Regions from separate parts of the Homo sapiens genome. Here all the other regions are linked to region 6. Evidence: chromatin loops called from intact Hi-C (ENCODE). Cell type or tissue: heart right ventricle. All regions are shown on one strand. Region 1 overlaps SLC4A4 (solute carrier family 4 member 4). Region 2 overlaps LOC124900712 (a long non-coding RNA gene). Region 3 has its middle 70 kb from the start of GC. Region 4 overlaps SLC4A4 (solute carrier family 4 member 4). Region 5 overlaps SLC4A4 (solute carrier family 4 member 4). Region 6 overlaps SLC4A4 (solute carrier family 4 member 4).

The links. Peaks named below come from ENCODE experiments on the same cell type or tissue, not always from the same donor. Only the 100,000 strongest peaks of a DNase experiment are listed, where the experiment ranks them.
Region 1: it touches region 6 in a loop (2.0-fold over the local background); 5 of 110 quality-filtered maps call a loop at or near these places.
Region 2: it touches region 6 in a loop (2.2-fold over the local background); 22 of 110 quality-filtered maps call a loop at or near these places.
Region 3: a loop joins it to region 6, with 6 times the contacts of the local background. A loop is called at or near these places in 35 of 110 quality-filtered maps.
Region 4: a loop joins it to region 6, with 5 times the contacts of the local background. A loop is called at or near these places in 37 of 110 quality-filtered maps.
Region 5: it touches region 6 in a loop (8-fold over the local background); 37 of 110 quality-filtered maps call a loop at or near these places.

What each region holds. Positions count from the first base shown.
Region 1 is chr4:71,443,383-71,447,382 of GRCh38, reverse strand. All of the region lies in intron 8 of SLC4A4 (solute carrier family 4 member 4), which reads right to left. Among named protein-coding and RNA genes, the nearest start is that of SLC4A4, 260 kb to the right of the region's middle. In heart right ventricle, no CTCF peak of the experiment used is centred here; no DNase peak of the experiment used is centred here; H3K27ac peaks cover 544 bases.
Region 2 is chr4:71,182,428-71,186,427 of GRCh38, reverse strand. It overlaps LOC124900712 (a long non-coding RNA gene), which reads left to right. Exons shown (of 2, transcript XR_007058133.1): 1 at 1-1,847; 2 at 1,973-2,740. It also overlaps a transcript of SLC4A4 not described here. Among named protein-coding and RNA genes, the nearest start is that of SLC4A4, 2.8 kb to the left of the region's middle. In heart right ventricle, CTCF peaks have their summits at 1,846 and 2,046 (motif pointing left); a DNase peak (open chromatin) is centred at 2,044; H3K4me3 peaks cover 474 bases; H3K27ac peaks cover 320 bases; H3K27me3 peaks cover 239 bases.
Region 3 is chr4:71,712,136-71,716,135 of GRCh38, reverse strand. No RefSeq gene overlaps it. Among named protein-coding and RNA genes, the nearest start is that of GC, 70 kb to the left of the region's middle. In heart right ventricle, CTCF peaks have their summits at 2,151 and 2,352 (motif pointing right); no DNase peak of the experiment used is centred here.
Region 4 is chr4:71,545,698-71,549,697 of GRCh38, reverse strand. SLC4A4 (solute carrier family 4 member 4) reads right to left here. Exons shown (of 26, transcript NM_001098484.3): 19 at 3,170-3,348; 20 at 1,978-2,050. Among named protein-coding and RNA genes, the nearest start is that of GC, 240 kb to the left of the region's middle. In heart right ventricle, no CTCF peak of the experiment used is centred here; no DNase peak of the experiment used is centred here.
Region 5 is chr4:71,551,548-71,555,547 of GRCh38, reverse strand. It overlaps SLC4A4 (solute carrier family 4 member 4), which reads right to left. Exons shown (of 26, transcript NM_001098484.3): 21 at 340-408. Among named protein-coding and RNA genes, the nearest start is that of GC, 230 kb to the left of the region's middle. In heart right ventricle, a CTCF peak has its summit at 1,734; no DNase peak of the experiment used is centred here.
Region 6 is chr4:71,227,885-71,231,884 of GRCh38, reverse strand. All of the region lies in intron 1 of SLC4A4 (solute carrier family 4 member 4), which reads right to left. Among named protein-coding and RNA genes, the nearest start is that of SLC4A4, 43 kb to the right of the region's middle. In heart right ventricle, a CTCF peak has its summit at 1,972 (motif pointing left); a DNase peak (open chromatin) is centred at 634; H3K4me3 peaks cover 1,176 bases; H3K27ac peaks cover 2,582 bases.

The DNA of each region.
Region 1 (4,000 bases), 220 kb before region 6:
CTTCAAGTGCTTAATATGAGTCATTCAATCTTTCTATTTTAAACTTTTTTTCTCTCTCCATTTCTACTGATTTTCAGAATCTTTGGAGCAAACCCATCAAGCACAATAACTAGAAAGAGTTAGTGCATCTTCACATTTCTCTGACTTTTCCTTACCCAATATGGGCAGTGACAGATGATCGTCTCCACACTTTTAAGAAATATGTCTACTCAGAAGTGACTGGGAATCAGCAAAAACCAAGTCCTCTACAAGTAAGCCACATGGTGACAGCCAAAGTAAGGGAAGAGAAATATGAGAGAAATTCAAAATAAAGCATCATTCACAGACAGTCAAAATTATTTTGTGGGTGTCCTCTTGTCATTTACCAACATTTTTTCTTCATAATGCACAAAACATTGCTTCATAGCAAACAGGTCCTGAAACATACAATAACAAACTTAACCCCACTTAGGTTCACCTCTAACCAAGTTGGAAAAAATCCCTCACTTATCACACAGGGCCTTTGCCCTGTGGCATGTTGGCACTGTGGATGCGGGGATCTGATGAGTAAATGAGTAAGAAAAAATTTACAAAAAAATCTACAAAAGGTGACGTGGGATAAATCCCACCTTGATATTGATCATGTATCACCTAACGGGGAGATAATGAGGACAATAAAAATGATAACATCATATGCCTGCCCAGCTTATAAGGCCTCCAAAGCACTTCACATTCATCACTTTATTTACATTTCCATATGACCCTCTGCAGTAAAGAAAGTATCCTATTCCCATTTAATGGTGAGGAAAATGAGGCTGGTGGAGGTTAATGGAAGAGCCCAAGATCTGTGCCTAGTAAATGACAAAGAGTAGATATATAGGCATTCTTACCTCCTGTTCTTTTCACCACATATTTCTGCCTAATACTACCTGCCCAACTGATATACCAAGGTTGTGATTTAACAGAAGTCCAAAAATGACTTCCATAAGTCTTCCATAGGTCACTCTGGGTCACTTCTGGATGCTTAGCCAGGGACAAGAAATCTTAGGTAAGATTTTTATGGTACCAGAAACAGCTTGCCATTTTGCTCAGCAGAATTTTATTTTTAACTTACTTATTTATATCCCTCACTTCAAATAAAAAAGGATTGACAGCAAATACTTTAAAAAATGTTTGGGTCTGTTCCAAAATGCCCTTGAATGTATAATTACTTTTTTTTTATCATAAAATTCAACCCAAAAGGGATTCTAAAATCCCAGAAATGAAGAATGTAAAAAGGTGTCTGAAAGTTTGAATACTCAGGTTTTATACCAGAATAACCATAAAACCACTTAGTACTTATTTGCTTAGAAACCAGCTCTGAAGTGAAGCAGCACACTCACTTTCAAGTGTTACCAAAGTAGATAGCAATCAGCAGGCACCAAAGTCTGTTCAAGTATGAAGGAAGTCATTATTTGAATTGAATTTCAGCTCTTTTAACACTGAAGTTCAATTGACACTAGAACTTTTGTCCCTTCGAAGCTGGCCCCTAATTATATGCCACTACGTATAGTATTATAAAGTGCTTCTTTAGGACTGTAAAGTGTATTTTTCTAAAGGGACTGATCACTGATTTGAGTGCAACATGCACAAAATATATTTAATGATTAAAGCAAAATAATGCTTTAATCCCATTGAGAAACATAAGTACTGGTCACATTTCTCAATTTCGTTTGCCTGACTACAGATGGTCATGTTTCAATTCAATAAGGGTGTGGGTTTAGGTGAAAAGGGGCAGATGCTGTGCCACAAGAGAAAATATCTAACACCTGGATCCTTAGTACATTTTTAAATAATAGATTTCTTCTGCTTCCATTTTTATTATCTTCATGTATCTAAATATTAACTTTTCAGTAATGCATAATATCCAAAACTTTTCCAAACACTCTGTATCTCTTCCTACCTCTCCCTAGCACCTCCATCATGATTATAGCTTACAAATACATATTATGGAAATGTATTTATCAACTGACACTGATAATGAGTTAATTATCAGGTTGACTATATAGCAACAAAGCCAAAACATTGTCTAGTTAGTGAAAAAACATTCTCAGTCATTAATAGTCCTCAAACATAAACTTTGGCAGGCAGTGGGTATTCCAATAGCTGATAGAGTAATGGAGCCTCCAAGTTACATCCTATGAGACGAGGACAGACATTTTCTATAAAATATTTACTCTTTGTTCTCTGCTAAATAGAACCAGTCAAAGAATGAAAGGAAGCAGCAGATCAATGGTGTCTACACGATAGCAATAAACACAATATATGAGAATTATATTGGTTCAGTAACACAGATATAAAAGTAGTATTCCTCTTTCCTGGGTAATGCAATTTTTATTTTTTAAAGAAGGTATTTCTTCATTAATGGAATAACACCAAGGGCCAAACCAACATGGTGGACATACCAGTTAAAATTTTCACATTACTCCAATCAGGAATAATTCAGTAAATCTGCCTCCTTAAAATGATAAATAGAGAGAATCCAAGCATTCATAAGCAGCAGGAAACATAACCTCAAGCCAAAAATGTCATCTGGAGGAATGGACACCTTTAAGAAGCTTCTAATCTGGACTGCATTATTGAAATGGGATGAGAAATCCGAGAAAACTGAACACAAAACAATCCAACAAGTTGAAGTTCCCTCTGCCTGAAATATGTTTTCTCTCCTTTAACCTTCAAAGAAGCGAAAGCTGTTACAACTTTTATGATTGAAGTACATCCTGCCAAACTCAGCTTTTATAATGTACTGAAAACTCCTTTCATGACCCAAGCTGTTTTTTGTCAATGGACAGATGTTATTTTTATCCAGAAGCTTTTTTCTCTATTAACAAATTAGAGTAAACATCACATTTGTGTGGCTGCAAGGGCACAGCCTACTTTGACAGCTTGGAAAAAAAAAGCATTAATTTATGTTACTAAGTTCTTTTTATTCACTCATAAATAAATAAGTCAGAGTTACAATTTTTAATAGCGTCTAGTTATCTGAATAATCTTCATGAGGCCCTTTTCTACTTTTCTGAGTTTTTTCATATAGTTAATTATGCCTGCGGAAGATGCCTCCAGCATTCTCCACAACAAAAGGATGTATTAACCAAATAATCTGTGTCCGGAACCAACGGCCTATACTCACATTCACAAAATAATTATAAGCAGAAACAGAGCATAATATGAGAAAAGGAGCTAGCCTTCCTAAACCACTTGATGTTTTCGGAAAAGATATGCACCCCCCTCTTTCCTGATACATCACAGCTATTTCTAGCATAAACTCAGCATGTACCAATCCTTTATATCCTTCTCTCAAAACAACAGTGAATTCAATAACCCATTATTCATCTTTATCAGCTTTGGAAAATGTGGCTAAACTGTGGCTTCCATAATGGATTCATGAGGACCACAAACCCACCATAACCAACTGCATTACATGCGGTAAATATTAATAGCAGCTAGCAATTAAACTGGTGGATGTGACAAAATTGAACTAGCAGGATCTCCATCCCAATCCCTCTAAGTTTTTTTAATGGCTTTGACAATTAATCACAAACTACTTCTTTTAGATAAATAATTATTTGTAACATATATATATTATCTTACAGTGCCACTAAGAGGGTAAACATTCTAAATTTTTAACAGTCTGGAGCTTACTTAATAACCAATTACCTTACATGTGCAAATCAAGATTAGAAAAGCACAAACTAGGGTTTTATTCTTCTTTATAAGAGAACCCTAAAACATTTTATTCCAATCTTTTCTAGAATCTCCCTAGGCTGTCCCTAAAACTCTTGTCTCAGATTCAGAAATCTATTTAAAGTTCTATTCCCAGCACTGATGCTGAATCTTCCCTTTGCCTTCATCTCTCAACTGCAAAATGGTATAAGAAGAACATTCATCCCCTATATAGCTCAAAAATATGAATGAGGCTGGGCACGGTGGCTCATGCCTGTAATCCCAGCACTTTGGGAGGCCGAGGCGGGTGGATTACTTG
Region 2 (4,000 bases), 45 kb after region 6:
GCTTTCATGCAGAACTAAAATTGCGTGAGTTTCCCAGCTCAGATCACTCTTGACTCTACTTTATAAAACTTGGGGCGTATAGAGTGCTGCCATAACACAGTATTAAGTAATTGTTCACCTTTAACAAAAGATGTCTGAAGATAACGTGGTTGTCAACTGTGTCCTTCACTTATGTCACTGATGCCTTTCTGTCTTCCTTGGGAGTTAGGAAAACAGCCTTAGCAAAGTGATTATTTGTATTTATTCTGTTCCTAAGTCTAATAATGAGGTTCAAGTACTCTTTGCCAAGCAAATAATATATCAGTGATCCAGCACCATTGCCATTGGTAAACTATTGAATCATAAGTAAACCATTAAGATATGAACAGACTGTCAGCACAGACACACCATCTATTGTTCTGGGTACTGCTAGAGAGTAGTCACTTAATGGATTGCAACCACATGGTATATCATGCAAGTGTATATCATTTTCTAGTAATACATATTATATGTAATGTGTATGTGGACATCACTGACCAAACTGTGTTTTCAACAGTAGCCACCAAAATGCATAAAGCTCAAGAGAAATAATTTAACATACCAACTGCTCCTGGTCCCCAGTATTTCTTCAATACAAAGCTATAGCTTATAGGACCTCCAAGAGAAAAAAAAAATGAGGGTAGGGAGGAAATAATTTGAGGACAGAGGCTTTTCTTTCTAGTATTCAAAACTGGAAGAGATCCAGAGATCCATGGTGCCTCACCAGTGCTTGGAAAGCAGGTATGGAGCCTGTGTCTTTTAAAAAGTTTCTATCTTTAAAATCCTTAGTTAATGCTCAGAAGGCACAAGGAAACACGCCAATCTGATGTCTGAAATTAAAATGTACTGTCATGTGTCTGTTGTCACATCTGGCTCACATATATGTTCACACATTCTACATAACCCAGTGCAGTGATATATCACTGGGAATTTTTCATGGGAAACTCAAAACCAAAGATAAAACAAAAATTTAGCTTTAAAGTTTTCACCTAAATGATTATGTTCTGTTTCTAGGCTAATGTTAAAATTAACTTTCACTCCCTGAGCAGGCAGTTAGCAAGAATCAGCAACCGCAAAGTAAGCTAACAGGCAAAGGGAAGTCACTTTTGTATTAAAAATTTGCCATTGCTGTTCAGCAGTTTTTCACACTGTGGATTATGTATTTCAACATAGCTGGCAATTTCTCATTATAATCGTGAAGCAGCCATGAACACTCAGTGCTGGTGAATAAGAAAGAAAAAGTCCAAGAAACACATTTTTCAAGCATTCTGCTGCAAAATATATCAAACTTTCCTTCACGTAAGTTAAATAGGTAACTCCTGAAGGCATTTCAGTACAAAGATTGGCAAGAATTTACCCTAAAAGGAGCATAAAGTTGGTTTGTGGGGTGGGAGGCAGGGAGACAATGAGAGTACTATAGAGGTGAGATTTGGTATGTGTCTTAAATTAATGAGAAAAAGAGTCTTTGGCAAAGCGTTGACAACCTCTGTTATCATTTTCATTACTTGATGTTTGCTATCCCACAATTAAAAGAGTGTTCTATTTCCTTTCCTATTGATTAGTGTCCAGTAGTTGAGATATACGTGTTTTCCTTTGAAAGGTCATTGATTAATTTTTCTTATAAACTCTGCATGTGATCACTTTCGATTGCTTTTCCGGGTGATAACAATGAATCCTGAGATTTTTGTTCACCTCTCCTAAAACTTGTGCCATGTCTCTTGATTCTCATAAGCACAAAGAAAGATTTATTAGTTCTTTTTGTCTTGGGGTTCACACAGCTTGGTGACAAGAAGAATGAGCAGAAAAACTGATGGAATTAGAAAAATGGTGTAAGTAAGCTTTACTGATAATGATTTGTTTACTTTTTAATCAACAACTCTCTGTACTAAAGGACTTCTTAGAATACCAGCCCAGTACTTAGCTTATTAATCAAATTTCTTTCGTATCATCCAAGGTCCTAATAGGCATCTAAAGAAAACAGAAAGGAGGAAGGACCTTTGTTTCGATGACAAGCACCATCTAGTGGCAGCAGGTGATGACGACATAATGTCTCTAAGAAGAATGAAGATGAAAGTTTTCGAATAGGTAGTCCAGGCATTTCTGGTCGCTTATAGGCATGACATTCTTTGATTCTAAAACAAGAAGTTGTATGTAGTAGAATAATGCAATTGATCGGCCCTGCGTTGATTATTGAAAGTAAGGTGCCGATGTGACCTGCAGATAGGATTATTAGCATAGAATTTTCTCAGTATTTGTGTGACTGACTAGGTCCTTAAAGACTCTGTATTTAAGTTTCCTCATTACATAAAATAGGAAGAGTGATGGCTTGTCACCATATGTTGTCTGTAAAGCACTGTGTTCAACAAAGAGCAGAATCCATAAATATAACTATTATATTTGGATTTTTTCACTATTGGGAAAAAAGGTGAAAAATATTGTTGGATGTTTCTCCTGGAGTTATACAAAATTATAACATTCATAGGCATTTCATATTGGGGCCTAAACAGAAAGGTGGTAGGAGATAACATTATAGCTTGTTACTATAAACGTCAAAGACTGATCAGAGATGTTTGTCAATATCAAGTCCTTTTTAAATAGGTGGTTCATTGGCGAAAGTCTGACCAACATGTTGCTACACAGAATAGAGATTTTCTTTGTGCTGATATTTGTTTGGACTTGTAGTTGTTTGCAACAGAATGATCATTAAAGTTGTCACTCTGTATCAATTTTGTTAACCACTTCATTGTGTAAGAGTAAGAAATGAGAAAAAGCAACTTTTGTTCTTCTCATTCTAAAACCAATCTGGGATGAAAGATAGATAGATATAGATCGATAGATAATAGGTCACCAAAGGCCTCATTTTTGTTTCACTTACACTCCAAGAGTATTCATATTCAGTCTGGCAAATTCTTGAATACATTCAACTAATCTAGATTTATAATTAACATTCTCTTCCTCAAACCCCAGGTTTAAAAATACCTGTAGCCCCTTTTTATGAGGAGAGAATGAAGGTGAACACAGTTTTTGGAAGCTGTCAGCACAGCATGAGCTGGGGAAAATAATTTTATTTGGTTAAACGTGTGTCCCAAGTTGCTTCACAGCTTTAGCAACTGAGCTCTCAACCATATCCAACTGTCGTTTTTAAAACACATGCCTAAAGTCAACTATCAGTAGAGGGTTCTAACTTCTGAAAACAGGAGCTTATCTCAGTTAATGTCAAGGAAGGCAGGTTATTCAATCTGAGTCTCAGTTCCCACAGCATTAAAATCAAGGAGCTTAAGATAATACCCCAAAATTCAGCAATTCCAACAGGATACCAGAATGATTTCCTCTAATAAAATTGAACAATATGTGATAGAGAAATATGCAAATCTTTCAGAAATGGTATCAACATATTTATTACGAAAGCTCTGTTTAATAACCTTAGGCCAATGTTTCAGCCCCTTCCTCCTGCAGGAATTCTCCCATAGATCAGCATAACACAGGACACAGACCTCTCTGTTTGGAAGGAGAAGGAAAACTTAAAATGAGCTACTAAGCCACTAAAACCCAGGCCCCTGATTTAAAAGATTGGTCTGGTTTTAGGTACGGTGGTAGAGAATTATGTTAGACTTCTCTATCAGAACAGACTCTTGGGGCCCTTGGACTCTCATAATGTGAGAGAGAGTGTGTGTGTGTGTGTGTGTGTGTGTGTGAAATGTACATACACGTGATCAGACTAGCAACTTCCCAGACACAGAAAGGTGTTTTTTCCTTTGTATCCCACTGGCTTCCTGCCTCCTTGGGAATTGAATGGGCCTACATAGCAGGCCACTTAAAAGCTGTTCCTCCTTTTTGGCCTATGGACCAAGTCATGCGGATTCAGCTGTTCCATTGCTTGGAGACAGGTTTCCCTATGGACTAACCGACCACCAGATCCAACTGGCCTATTACCGTTCACATCCCACTGGTCTGCTCTTTAGACCAGGCCTATCTTGGAGAC
Region 3 (4,000 bases), 480 kb before region 6:
TTTGATAGCACAGCAGGGAGACTATAATAGTCAATAATAGTCAATACTAACTTAATTGTACATTTCAAAATAACTAAGTGTGTAATTAGATTGTTTGTAACACAAAGGAGAAATGCTTGAAGGGATGGATACTCCATTCTTCATGATGTGATGATTTCACATTGCATGACTGTAACAAAACATTTCATATATACCATAAACATATACAACTACTATGTATGCAAAAATTTTTTTAAAATTAAAAGAAAAAAAACTAACTGCAACCCATTCTTAGTTATTCTAATAGCTTAAAATTGTTTACTATGTGCCAAACATTGTTCTAAACACTTTAACTGCAGTATGTCATATTCACACACACCAAAAAAAACTGTAAGATAGCTATAATAATTACACCAGTTTTATATTAGGAAACTAACACATACAGAGATTAAGTGATTGGCTACAAGTTAAATGATGGTGGTGGATCTCAACTAGATCCTGCCCTATCTCTGCCTATTAGGCATAGTGGTTAAAGAAAAGCAGCTTATCTAAATGATGGCCAAAGTTGTAATGGAGGAAATTGTTCTTGCTTCGGTCAGAAAGACATTTTTCTACCTATGTATCCAAACAAGCAGCCAGATTCCTTTTGTGTATTTTTGTTTGGGTTTAAAAGTTTTAATGCTTGCCTGCCTTCCTTCCTTCCTTCCTTCCTTCCTTCTTTCTATCTTTCTTTCTTTCTCTCATTGTCATTTTAAAATTACTGAATGTATATTGAAATTTTTCACTGTGTTTACAATCCTGCAAAATTGAAGATGATGACAAATGAGTACAGTGAAGATGGCAAGATGCTTGATGGTGGCTTCCACCTATGAGAGTGTCTTGGAGGAGCATACCTAGAGCATGTAAAAAAGGGGTGAAAAACCAAGAAATTCTCTAAAATCTCCATATGGGACATTTTAGAAATCATCCAAGAAAAAAAAGGACTGCTTTTTCCTGAGAGGAGCCCATGTTTGTCTCTGCCCTAGTTCCCCTGCTGTCTTTCAAAAGAACACAGTCAAACAGTTCTTACTTCCCAAGATAGATTGTTTTAAGAAAGAATCTAACAAATGTGACAAAGAAGGACCCACCATTTTAAGTAATGGTCCATTTCATGTATAGATACAACAAACCAGTTCTTAAGAATATTTAAAAGTGTATTATGGTAGATCTTATGTGCTATTTCATATGCAAAATAAATTTATCAAAAATAGAAATAAAAATGTTTTTGAAATCAGCTTCTTTAAAATTTGTTATAAAACTCCTTTACCACTATGACAATAATGGCATGAAGCATACTTTATACAATATATACTCGATTATTTACAGTCTATTCATCTGTTTTATTAACTATTTTTTAAAAAAATACTGAACAGCATTCTACTGCCATCCAGCCTACTTCCAGTATATCACAAGTTATTACGTGCCCAAGAAATGGAAATTTATTCTAGTATTAGCCTAAGATAAATAGACTAAGAATTACTTTTATCTTATAGGCCTTTTTGGAGGTTATGAGGCATCTTTCAGTGAATAAGAATGAGCAATATTAGCAGACGTATTTCCTAATGTTGACTCAATAAGGGGATAGCTATACTCTTTTCTGGTTTCCTCAACACCCCTGGCAGCCTCAGGTCTTGGAGTGCTCCTAAAGTTGCTAGGTTCTTGTTTTCATCCCTGTTAGTATCTAAGGATACAGCATCAAGAAACATCCTATATCTTTTATGCTTAGATGCTAACAGGAATGTAAACAAGAACCTAGCAACTTTAGGAGCACTCTGAGTGTAGGTATATAAGTATAGGTATAATTATAAGTACAGGTATATAAACATAAATGTATATAAATATGGATATACAGATATATGTCCCTATTACATACAAACATTTTCCTTTCCACTAATATAACCAAGACTTGACTGCCAAAATAGAAAGTTGAATGATATATGTGTGCTGAAAGCCTCAAAATACTTCAGGCAAATACTTTGATTTTGGATTCCATTAACTGAAAGAACCTTTTCTTTCCTATTTATAGAGTACCAGAGGAAAAGAACACTGAACCAAAACCAAAGAGACTGGAGTTTTACTCCCAGTTTTGCCTCCATTATATTTATTGTGTGACCTTGGAGAAGCCTGTCAATTCTTCACACTCAAACGCTCCCATCTGCAAAATGTTGGCAATAGACTAGAGAATCTTCAAAATCCCTATTCACCCCATATTCTTTGTATTCTCCTTCTTTGTGTGTGTGTATGTTTATGCTGCTCAATATGCAATATCTGAAACTGCTTTTGAAAATGTAAATTACTCAATTGACCCACTAGGTGGTAGCAAATTTCTGGTTACTGTATAATGGCAGGCTTCCAACCACTTCCATAACCTTCTAAATTCTGCCATCAAGAAGTTAGTGAAAAGGACTTCTTTGCCTTGTTTGTCAAAAATCATGAGTTTTATTCTCAGCTCTGTCATTTACTACTTGCATGATCTTGGGAAAATGAGTATTGCAGGGTTTTTGATTTCCCACCATAAAATCAAAGGGAGTCTTGCAGATCTAAAACTTTTTGCATATTGTTACCATAATAAAAAACAAGACATTTAAACAGTAATGTCCTCCTTTTTACTTTGAGCCATTCAAAAAGAAAAATTCCATTTTCTGTCTATGAGACATCAAGTAATTAATATTTTTTAGTTTCCTTATCTAAAAATTGGGGGAAATAATAGTGTCCATCCCTTAAAGGGTATTGTAATGATTGAATAAGATCACACAATAAATGTTCACACAATAAGATCACAGTTAATAAATGTTAGCAACTATTTTGGGCAGTGGGTATTTTTTTAAATTATTATGATTTGGTCCCTTGCCATTTGGATGCCCTCAGATCATTCACCACTCCTCTCTCCTAATAATTGTATACATAAGCCAGTGGCTATGGACTGGTTCAGAGACTGCACAGAACAGCCATGGGCCCAGAAACACTTCATGGAATCCTCTCCAGTCTAAGATGCTGTAAAAATTTCCAGATCCTTGATCTGTAAGTCCAGAAGGAACCTAGGTCTTTTGATTTAATCCATCTTTGCTAAAATTTCTCAACAGGGCCATCTAAGAGCCCTCTGAGCTGTATTTGCAGCCTGTGTTCACTTAGATGCCCCTCAAAGAGTGGAGAGTCAGCCTGAAGGCCTCCAGGTAAACACAGTGGGCTTCCAATCTTAGCAAAAATCTACACAGACCAGTAACTCTTAAAGATACCGAACCTAGATTGCAGAAGCCAAAGTATTTGGTTCCTCCTTTAATTGGCTCTGTTTAATTACAACAGCTATCAATTATATTGCTTCAATTAAAAATATTACTACATATTATCTGAACACAGTAGCCATGTTCTCTTAAGTATTGTTTTAAATCCCTGAAGACCTGAAATGCCAAGGAGGCCAGAGGCAAGAGGCACCAAATCATTGAGGTAAATAAAATTCCAAAGCTCCACCCTGCTCCTCTGCCCTCATTAGCTATCACCACTTTTGAAAATATTTGATATGATAACTTAGCAGAATTAAGGTAAAAAAGCAGAGCAAAAACTAACTATAGTTATTACCAGGAACCATTCCCTTACTTGCCCCACGCCTTTCTTCCAAACACCACAACATATTTCTCCATTTTCTTTTTCTTAAATAATTTATTGTTTAGCATTTCTTCAGAAGCAGTATAGGTGCTTTCTGATACTTTATTCTGTGCAACAGGGTGAGCCCAATCAAAATATTAGTGCTGATAGGGAGCTGTGAGTCAGAGAATATGGCCCAAGCCAGGGCAAATGCAGCAGGGGATGCAGCCCAGACACTCAAGACAGAGCAGATCATAAGAAACCAGAACCAGGAATGAGTGGGGTCTAGAAATACCCCCAAACCCTTTATCCTTAGATGCTAACAGAGATGAAAACAAGAACCTAGACACTTCAGGAGCACTCCGAGACCGCAGGCTGTCAGAAAAGAGTGTGGCTACCC
Region 4 (4,000 bases), 320 kb before region 6:
AACTGTCAGATTCTCTAGGAATAAAGCCAATTTGCTGTAACATATACACACAAAAGGAACTTTTAAACACATCTGACTTTTTTGAATTAGGATTTTATACTGTATTAATGAAAAGAAATAATATAAAAATAAAAGAAAAATGGGGGAGGCGATGAGTAAATTAGAACTGATGAAAAGATTCTGCCCATTTATCCCTCACTAGTGACTGAGCACAAAGAGAGCTCATAAAAGAAACTCTGCACCTACTTGAAGTGAGCCCACCTTCAAGGAACCCACAGGGAAAATTCATTTCCAGGAGAGCTTCTCACAACATGGGCTCATAATTGTCTGCAGTGAACTCTCTAAAAATGATCTCACTGGATGAGGTTCCATTGCCTAAAAGGTAACACTGTCATTAGGCTTTCCACCAGCTGATGTGCTGGTGCCTATAGGATAACGGAAGAACATAAAGCATTTGGCAGCAGATTCAATGCTGTGAAAGTCACCACATCTTCACACTTATCCCATAACTTGCTTTGCACTGGCAAAGGTGACAAAAGGTTTCCCTCTGTCCCTGCAGAACATAAGCTCTGTACTCTTTTACAGCCCTCTGTACATAGTCAGAAACAACTTTTCTGAGGTTATTTTTAATCTTAATGTCTTGTCTAAGATGAGATACATATTTCCTCATGAATCCAGTCAGAAATTAATTAAACCAGTTCATTGACATTGTGGAAACCAAGGAAAAAAGATGAATAATTACATATTTTAACTGTTTAACAAGTATTTTGTGCATACTGTATACATCAGTCTAAATACCCTGAAGGCAATCTTAGTCTTATTTACAGATCAAAGATATTACAGTTCCACTTTCCTCAATTTCATCTGATTGGCAACTGACATAAAATTTGCTAACTTTAGATGAACAGAGGGCTTTTGCTTTTCACTATGTGTACTTCTATATTGTTTGAATTCTTCAGAAGATTGTACTGCCCCATTACTTATGTAATTATATGAGCATTTTAAAAGCCTTTAAAATTAAAATGTTTAAAAATAAAAATTGTAAGAGAAAATTTGGAAGGATATCGTTAACAGTGGTTGTTTATAGCTGTTAGGTCCATGGGTGAATTGCATGCTTTGTACTGTAGTATAAAGCATAAGATACAAACTATCAATAATTCGCAAGCATGTTTATATGATTGAAAAAAATAAAATGTTTGCATCATAAAAGAAAATTGGAAACTTCATGAAGAGGTATACACTAACTTTCTTTAGTTTTTAGTTTTAGTTTACTTCTTAATAGGTTGTCACATACAGTTTGCATTTATCTATCTAGGCAGATATCCAACCCATCAATAAACCTATATATTGACCCCTAATTTTCTAAACAACCAATATCATATAATTTTTCTTCTTCAAAAGTTCATTTCTAAAGCTTTCTAATTATGAGTCAGTAATTTTACTCTAATTTACCTTTGTGAATTATAAGGCCATCTGATTCAAATAAAATAGAAACAAAGTAATAATTAAGAATAGTCGAAAAATATCAAAATGGTTATCCTGCATCACTCATGTTATTTAGGAGCCTAATGAGGGAAGAGGGACAAGATTTGGATACAAGCAAATGGAAGGTGATAGAAGAAAGAATGTATAAAAGACAAGGAGAATAAAAAATGTGTGTGTGGAGGAGGGGGAGAAGATCAGTCTGATTCAATTGCATGAAACTACTATTTTCACAGATCAGAAAGTTTGGATATTGTTAATTTAATATAGTTCAATCAAATAACTGCAAAACTAAGGATAAGGGAGGGGATGAAAGAGTGAGAAGGAAATCAAGACAAAAGCTATTTAAAGCTCTCTTTCTACTTGACCCCTGCTTCAGTGTGTTACAGAACTGATGAGAATCTCGCAAATATCTCATGAGGAATTTCACTCTTCACATGTCCAATTATATGTCAGTGTTCTGAGAAGGAAGAGGTGAATGTTTCACATATTTACCTTCAAGATGGGAGCCATAAAGACTGACAGACCAGTCAGAATAAACACAAGGGTTCCAGTGACTCTTTGTTCCCTGAAACCAAATCAAAAGATTACCAATCTACCTCTTGTCTTCATAAACATGCTCTTGTCTTTTCACCTTCAAAAAAACTACACATTGACAAAATCAATGTTTGGCTAAAACAACAAAGGTGTTGATATCATGTAAATAATACCTCAAGGATAGCGTATAAACCCAACGTAACTATAAAAAAATCTCTTAAAGTGACTGCAATATGTGATTTGAATTCACGAAGAAAGAAGTAATCCTGCTAAATTTTTTGCTCCTTTTGGAATCAAGAAAGAAAAATCACTTGCTCTTGGTCCATCAATTACTGGACTCTTTGAAGACCTTATTTTTTAAAGCAATTTATCCTCTTGTGTAATTACCCTTACACCTTCTTTCATAGGAGACAGATATTACATTGTCCCATATTCCAATTAACAAACAGCTCAAGGAAATTTCATTAGCACAATAAATCACATCAGTCTAATTTCCAAATCTACAACAACAAAAGTACTTTTCAACAAATATAATTCCCATCCTACACCCCCTCCCCACCCCAAAAAAGAATCACCCACTGTTTTGCCGTGGGAAACGATGGCTCTGTCATGTGAGCTCTCTACCCAAGCACTTATGAGCAGAGTTTGCTGTAAAAAGTGCTCAACAGAGTATAAAAACCTTCTACTCCTGCCCTTCACAGCTACCCAAATTGAACGTCTGGAGGTTAAAGTTTCTCAGTGTTTATGGGGACAGAAAATGAATTGGAAAATAAGAATACCTTTCCCATTACAGAATCTTAAAAGTCATAAGCAGACTCAAGAGTTTTAGGGCCTTCACATATGACTGTGATACAGTAAACACTGCAGCACCAAAATCACCTGCATGTTGAAAAAAAGTAATCTGGTTGTAGTTTTATATTGCAACATTTAGCCTTTTGGAAATCCATGAAAATGATATATCATGAGGAGTAAACTAAAAAAATCACTGAAACCTCTGATGAAAATTTAGTCCTTTCTGGAACAAAAAATATAGGAATAAATTAATCATCACAAGCCCTGTCTCCTCCAAATCTGCCCATATCCTTATGATTGCCACATAGATGTGTGCACAGTGTGTTTTCGGGAGCCATTTTCCTCTGAGTTAACACACCTCACTCCTAGAAACTTTGGTTGTTCTCCAGGTGCAGAAGTCTCTGTCTCCATCTTCAAACTGTCGATGTGAGCAATGGAGATGACCGTAGCAGCTACATACCACGGAAGAGCCATGAGGGAGCATATAACCATGAGGATGGCCACCCAAAAGAGATCCAAGTGATACCCTGCTCCTTTCTGTAGAAAGAGATAACAAAACCATGTGAAGAAAAGACTCATATTCGCTATCTAGTCATATTTCCAGAGGGGAATTAAGATGACCAAAGGAAACTGACTTGCTTTGCTTGGTAAGTTAAACTCCTTGAAAGAGGGGACTTTATCTTCTTTGTATTATTCCCCCTAGCAATTAAACACACAGCTGCATCTTATAGCTGCTATGGTAGAGACCTTCTGTACTATAGTGTTGAATAACTGTTTAAGACTTAAGTCAAAGATACACTTATTATTTGTTTATTCCTAACCTATCTGTATACAATTTTCTAATCAGAACAATGGAGATATATATGCCCACTCCATAGAGGACTTAAGACCATTCAATGAAGTAACACAGGCAAAGCATCTTGTAGCAATTTAAACTGTAGTTGTTAATGTCATAGGTGCTTAATAAATGGTGATAGCGGCAGTAGTGGTACTGGTTGTTTTTGTTAAGATAAACATAATAAGCACCTTGAAAGCAGGCACCCTGCCTTCTCTACTGGACAGCGCTGAGTAGTATGCTGTTCATCTAGACAGTACTCAACTTATGTAAGGATCCGAAAGCAAGATTGAGAAGGTATGTAGGCCATTTCTCAGCTTTCATAATATGTGAAAGTAAATGTTTAACAATCTA
Region 5 (4,000 bases), 320 kb before region 6:
CACACAGAAAGAGTTAGGTATCCTTCCTGAGACAGTAAAAAGGAGATAAAGATGGGTAAGGGGAAGGAAAAGAAAGATTATAGCCTCTTGCTTTCTTGGTTAAATGACTTTTAACAGCCTATTTAAACAATGGGTATGTATGGCAACTTTTCTTAATACTGGCTAACTTGTTGATTAAACCAGAAATGAAAAGCAGGTGAATGGTGAAGTAGAAAATAAATGCATTTTAAAAACTCAGCAGTTAATAATGATTAGCACTTTTCTTCAAAGATCTGTTACTGGACTATTCTTACTACTAGAAAAACACTACTGTACTTACATTGCTATTCAAAAACTTACCTGCACACCATTAAGGGATGCTACTCCCATATACAGGAACACACCATAGAGTACAGGCATGGGTATAAACTAGAAGGAAAAAAATGGATACAACTTAAAAATGATAACAAGAAAAAAGAGGAATGAAGAGGAATCATTTAAATAAAGGCTAAATCTAAAACTAAAATATAGGATATAATAACTTAGTGACCTCTAACTAGTATGCTTTACTAGTCAATTGATGAACTTCTAAACTCTTTGTAATAGAAATAAATGAAGAAGGGTATAATGGACTTTCAATTTTCATTGGATGCTTGTTTTTTTAGTGAGCATGCATGACCTTACTAATAACTTTTTTTTAATTAATGGAGGAAAAGTTATGTTTCCCTTCACCCTGAAAAGGAATAACTATGTAAACAAGATGCTTCTATGGACTGTGAGGTAGACAGAAACAGAGGTATTAATAGATGGTTGCCTCACTCTTGAGATCAAGTTCCTTTCAATATAGTCTGTTCATTTTTGTCCTTAATAATTTTTGCCAAATAGTCTATCAGCTTGGTATATAGATGCCTCTTTCAATAAAATAAACATCAAAAGACTATCCCCTCGCTTCTTGCAAATATTATGAGAACTAACTAAAGAGAACTGCTTGAAAGGACCTTGGAGCACTTGGAAGCAATTAATTACACACATGGATTAATACACATCTTTTAAAACTGAATTAATACCTTTTCATGCATTAGCAAAAAATATTTTATATTAATACAAAGTGTTTTAACAAGGAGAAGTGATGTCTGTAAACTGTATCTATTCCTAGACCTTTGAAATGTCCCTAGTACTGAGGAAACTAAGCAAATCAAGGATGATTCTGTTTCTGGGAAGTCTTCTGTTTGAAAAACAAAAGGTTCTCAACCTTAGAATTTGAAAAGAAGTTCAAGTAATTTCAGGATTTTTCAAAGCTAAAATACTAAAACCGCAAGTCAATTAAGGCCAATCTTACCAAATCCACATAAAGGAGGCTATTGTAACCAGAAAACATAGTATGGCTTTAGAGTAATTTTAAAAATACTGCACGTACTAAGTGAAGCACAATTTCTATCAGCCTCTCCTTGTGATTGCCTAAAGTAGTTCCATATCTGAGACTCTTTGGCCACTATTAGAGAATGAGTAAATTCTAAAATGTGTAACAAATATTTCCAATTTTTATTGGCTAGCCATAGGGATGCTTAAATTTATATGAAATAAATATCCTTATTTATATATACAAAACATCAAATGCTTCTTCAAAAAAAGACTAACAATTTTAATGTAGCTAATTTTGCTCTTGATGTCAGAAAAAACTAAAAGTGACATAGAATGTTGACGGGGGTAGGAGGGATGATGTTCCTGCTGGGGAAGCTGTAATACCTAACAGTCACCACAAAGAGGTGAACACATCACACTCAAGCCTCTTTATTTCTGACACATGCCTTCATTTATTTTGCAATGTGCATGTTTCTATTCCTTGTGATTCTTGTGTATAAATGTACCATAAAGTAAAAAAACTAAGAGAAGGATCATTGCATAGCTTTGATTCATTTTTTAAACATCTCCCATATTTCTTTCTTGTCATTTCATTTTCAATTTGGTGGGTGGTGGGGGTGGGGCAGCTGGAAGGAAAGAAAAGTAAGAAGGGAAAAGAGAAGTATAGTTCAACCATGGAAAACTAGTTAGAATTCCTGCAGTAGTTCCTTTTTAATCTGGGTAAAGCATTTTTCTTGCTTGAAAGAAAGCCACCACAAAGGGACCATCCCTGGCCTCATCCTCATCCCTCAGCTAGGCTTAGCTAAATGTTTTTTCTAATGTGGTTCTAATGTCAAAGTGAAGGACACTTTTGCCTTGGTGCTTAGTTCCATTCTCTGTGAATTTATTATTACAGATATCACCAAATCTACCACAAAATAAAATCAGAAGGTATCAGTAACATAGAATGGCATGGGTTGTGGGTAGAAAAATAGCTTTAGATATGAAGATGTTTTTTAAACAGTTATTCTTTGTTGAAAAGGAAATAATACATATAAAGAAGGCTATTAAGTTGACTTTGGGCCAACTTCAATGTGATAAAAATATGTCTTTTGAAATTTGCCATTTTCCTTATGATAATGCAACATCTCAATAAAAATCTTCCAATATGGAAAACTTGATGAAACTTGACAGAATTATTGGGTTAGAGGATACTTTTTATTGGATTTAGTTCATGGGTCACAGGAGGTCAATCCTTAAAAATTCATCACAAAATAATCATTTCTTGCAATAGAAATTTCTCAAAGGAGGAAAGAGAAGATGCATTTTAAGAAGATGGAACTCCATCTTAAGTTAAACCAGTATAATTTACATAGTAATAGTAGGTAGATATTTTTACAAAGCAAGACAGGAGTAATTAAAACATAAACAGCACAAAGTATACCATACAGGCATATCAAGAATTGCCAAATGATAAAATTATGTAAAGGAAATTTTATGGATAACCAATCATACCCAGAAAGCACAAAAGTATAATTATAAATAAGATTACCATACATGAAATCAAGTATTGACCCTACAAGCAGATGGAATAATTGAGATAAAATCAAAATAGGAGTTAACATACTCAGACCATGTCACCAAATTTTTCAAATTCTGGTGAATGCAGTTCTACTCTTTTTCACTTATACCTCCCTTTGATGTGCTGATAGTATTTGAATATTCCCAGAAGAGTAAACGAGAAAAGGGTAAATTTAAAAATAAGGGTAGAGTGTAGTTGTCCAACCAGAATTCAGTACAGCAGTGAGACCTTCTAGCAGAATAATCGTCACTGTATGTGTGTGTGTGTATGTGTGTGTGTATGTGTGTGTGTGTGTACATGTGAATGTACAATCCAGAACGAGATCCTGATTAAGAGCATGGGCACAAAAGTCAGACAGGCCTAGTTTCAAATTCTGGCCCTACTACTTATGTAACATTGAGAAATTACTAACTTTTCTTATCCTCAGTATTCTCATTTAAAAGAGGGTATGATAAAGAGTATATCACATAAAATATCTAGTCCAGGGCCTCATTCTGAATAGATAATAAATGATAAATGAGGTATTAATGTCATAATTATCATGAAGACCTGACTGGCAAGTCAAGAAGCCTGCTGCAATTGCCCAGCAGAACTCTCCTTGGTCCTCAGTGGTCAGGGTGGAAAATGGCAGGAGTACAGACCAGAAGAATGGCTGCAAAGGTCAGATTCAAAGCCCTGGTCTTATTTAAGTTCTACTATATTGCCCTTTCAGCAGTAACAACTATATTCAGAAACATGTTATTCAAATAATATCCTAATTCCCTTAAATCTTGAAAATCTAAGCTGATAAGGAAGTACTGACTTGCAATCTGGTTCCTAGTCATTGAAGAAACTGGAATGAGGTATGATGAGGAGTTTGTGAAAATGCTGTATTTATCTGCACATGAAAGGACTGGAAGTTGGATCAAAGAAGCTGGAGAAGATCATCTCATGGAAAATGAAAGTGAATGAGTTCTTTGAGAGCAAGTACTATGTTTTGTTTTAAATGGTTGTAAACCCTGAGGGTTATGAGATTGGCTTTCATGTCAGAACTGCCTGAATTCACATTTTGACTCTATTATTTACGAACTTTGTAACCTGGTAAGTCATTAATAAATT
Region 6 (4,000 bases):
GATATCTTTTAAAATAACCATCTGACCCAACTAGTTCCTCCTTCTATCAATAGGAAGAAATTAACTCATCCAGTCCTTAATCAGGCCCTCAAACCCATTCTTAAAAGTTCCTTTCACACAACCTGCATTCGCTGAAAACAAAGAAAGGGAAGAACATGTTTCTAAAAAGCTCCCTGGGTTGCTCACATCACCAGCATGAGGCAAAGTTCAGAATAGATTTGGAAGCTTCTCACCAGCATCACGGGGATAAGGGTCACACCAGTCAGTATAAAATCCACTCAGGGCCAATAATGCCTTCCTTCAGCCAGGCCTCTGACCGTACAAGTTATACCCTTTCTACAGAAGTCCACACCCAAAGCAAGGTTTTTCTTATTCTCTGTTATTCTGGGACACCACAATGATTTAACTGTAACACATGTCATATCTACTGCCAAAAGGACCGGCTTTCACCAGCCGGTCCTAATCACTGAGCAGGCTCGTAAGGGTGACTTAAGCCCAGCATGAGAAACATTTGTGCAAAACTGTCAGCCATTGGGTCTTGAGCACCCATCTACATTCCACCCCTCTAAGTTCCCACCCCCAGAGCCCATGCCAACTGCCAACGTGCTCACCAGCTAGTCCGCACAGCGCAAGCAGCTGCCACTCAGCCAGTCAGCACGTGGCAGGCCGCCAGCACACAAGTTTCAGAATGCAAGCCTGCCCCGTCACAGTGCTGCTAAAGGTTGAAGGTCTTGGAGTGTGCTAGCCTTTAGATTCGCCTTACTTGCCCTCCCACCTCCCTTCTCCCATCCCTCCCCTGTTACGCCTCCCACTGTAGCATTTCACTTGTCTCTATAGTAACAGCATCTGCTTTCAGGGTTAAAACTTTACACAGCACATTTCTCCTCCTAGCCCAAGCTTTTGCCAAAGGATGCAGTAGCAAAAAGCCTGCTGCTTTACCGTGAAGCCACCTGTTTCCCTGCCACCCAGGATTGCAGCTACTTTGTAAACTGTAGGATGAAAGCGACTGCGGTACTGAGCTCAGGGGAAGTGAAACAGAGCCTCCAACCTTGACACACTGGCTGGTGTGTAGAGGATCCACTCCGGAGCTTGTATACCCAATCCCAGAGCTAGCCCACTCTCTTCCACAGCCTGCTCTGCACTTAACGATGCTGCACATGGATCAAGTTCATAGCAGGGCTTTTTGATTCCATCCCAAAAGGCATCGGGGATGGCACCCTAGAGAGCAGCAGGGCACCAGTGTTTAACATGCCCATACCAGAGTTTAATATCACTGGTTCTCTCCGTGCATGCAGCTTAAAGTTTATTAGCTAATCTTGTATTTCAACTCATCCCACTTTATCCTCACCAGCTTGGTCTGTTTATGACATCCGGTGAACCCCATAATCTCTCACTTCACACAGCTTTCTGGTGCATAGCCAATGTTTAAACAGTTCTTTACACACATGCCCACAGACGCACACCAAAGTGACGCACACAGGGGAGTGACCAATGCTAGCAAGTGAAGAGTTTTATTATTAGCCATTTTTGCCATGAAAACTAAGTGTATACAAGGGCCTTTACTTGAGGACTGCAGTCTCAGAGTTCAAAAGCAGGCCTGTTACTTGGCTAATCTTGGATCAGATGAAAGACAAAAATCAGCATTTCACAGGTCTTTTTCAGGAGCTATACAGAATATAACAATCAGTACTGACACCTAAAATTATACACTCATACACACATTTCTGAGTTCTATTCCCTATTCAAATCATGTTTAAGAAGTGGGGGACTATTTCCATTATAAACCATTTGCAAACGTGATTTTTTTTTCATGATTCTAAACTTCACAGCATTTTATTGGTGCTTTTGTTGTTTTGTAAAATCTGCTCTGCACATTTTCAACATACACATAAAGAACAAGACACAATTCTCTAAGCCCCAGGCGACAGGGAAGAGCGATCTCAGTGGCTGCAAAGTGCACTGCCATCTTTTGGCAACATGTGTTCACTACAGGGAACCAAAGGGCAAGAAAAAGCTGCAACCATTCCTTTTAAAATTTCACAGGGGCTGGGAAAAAAAAAAAAAAAAAAAAACTTCGCAGGGGCTCTAAGAAGGCCTTTCATTCCCACAGGAAGTAAGACAGAACACAGTTGCTGACTTAACTATGCAGACCGCTGGAGCTCTGGACATCCATACTGGGGGAAAGGGACATCGGTGCGGCAAAACTGACAAGCATGACTGATAGCAGTGATGACTCCCGGAGATCAGCCAGCAACAAAGCGAAGCAAATCTCCTTCCCAGAGCTCAGGAGCACCCTAATCAGCCTGGAAATTTACACAGGCCCAGGGCCAGAGGGAAATAGGTGAGAGCCCCACACAAAATCAGACTGAGAGAACTGGATAAAAGGTGAAAATGCAACCCAGAGCAAGATCACGCCAAATCTAATTCTGGATTTATGAACTGTATTAAAAGTTCATTTGTACTCTTGGGCACTTATCCCAGAGAAATAAAAACTTACGTTCACCCAAAAACCTGTACATGAATGTTTACAGCAGCTTTAAGTATAGTAGAAAAGTCCAGAATTAATCCACATGTCTTTCAACAGGAGAGTGGTTAAACTATGGTACATCCATACCATGAAATACTGCTTAGCAAGAAAAATGAACAAACTATTGATACACACACCAAATTGAATGAATTTCCAGGGGGTTATGCTGAGTGAGAAAAGCTCATCCCAAAAGGTTACAAACTACATTATACAATTTATATGGAGTGACAAAATTTTAGAAATGAAGGACAGATTTAGGACAGATTCATGTTTGCCAGGGGTTAAAGATGGAGGTATTTGTTGTTAACAAGGGTAACACGAGGGACCCCTGTGGTTGGCTCTATTCAGTATCTTATCTGTGGATACATGGATCAACATAGGTGATAAAATCGTATAGAACTTAATACAGACAGAGAAGAGAGAGAGAGAAATTAGTACAAGTAAAACAGGAAATGTGAATAAAGTTTGGTGAATTGTATCAGTGCCAATATGCTGGTTATGACATTATACTACCTCTTTGTAAAATGTTAACCTTGGGAAAATCTGGCAAAGTGGAGCTTTTCTGCACCAGTAACCTCTCTGTATAATTTCTCAAATACGCATTTGAATCTACAATTACCTCAATAAAATTTTCAATTTAAAAAAGCTCATTTGTAACTCTGTTTTTTAATTTCCCCTAGAAACATTATTCTACATGGTGGTCAGGTACAATCAGCTGGTCCACCAACACACATGCAGAATCAGGCAAAACTGAATACAAAATCCCAGATGCACACTTTGTGTGTAAGCTTAGAAAGTTAACTAACCTCTCACTTCAGTGTCTTTTAAAATGAGCTTATACCACTTCAGAAGTTAGTTTAGGGAATTAAATAATTTCCTAAATAAATCCAACCAGTTTCAGTTAAGTCAAATATAAAGTTCCTAGGGCCCAGAGAATAGAGTATTAATACTCCTACAGACCCAGAGGTCATGATTCTGTCTCATGAGCAAATGCACGGGATTTTTGACTGGGGAGACCACAGATAAACTGTCCCTCAAACTATTAGGATCAAACTCTCCCTTTCCATCTTCTCCATGCTAGGGCTAAGTCTCCTAAACTCTGTCTTCAGATTGTTGATTGACTTCTGAAAGGCTGGAGCAGGCTCAGCAACAAAGGGCAAGAAAATAATTGATAGGAGAATGGAGACTCTGGGGTGAGAAAAGGCTCAGAGACCAGGGAAGGTGAAAGATGAAGGGAGAAAGTGCTGTGGGGGAGGGTATGAAGTGCTGAAAGGAGGACTTCATTCATGACTCCTCAGGACATTCCCTGACTTAGCCTACACTCACACTCACATGCTCCTTAATATTTTTAATGGACCATTTCACGTGCTTCCACAAAGACCGTGTGCTGCTTCTGACCAGAGTTCCATTGTAGAATACAGTAGTCTCCTTCCTCTGTCAGAAACCAAATACTTTGTCCTTCCAACATTTTCT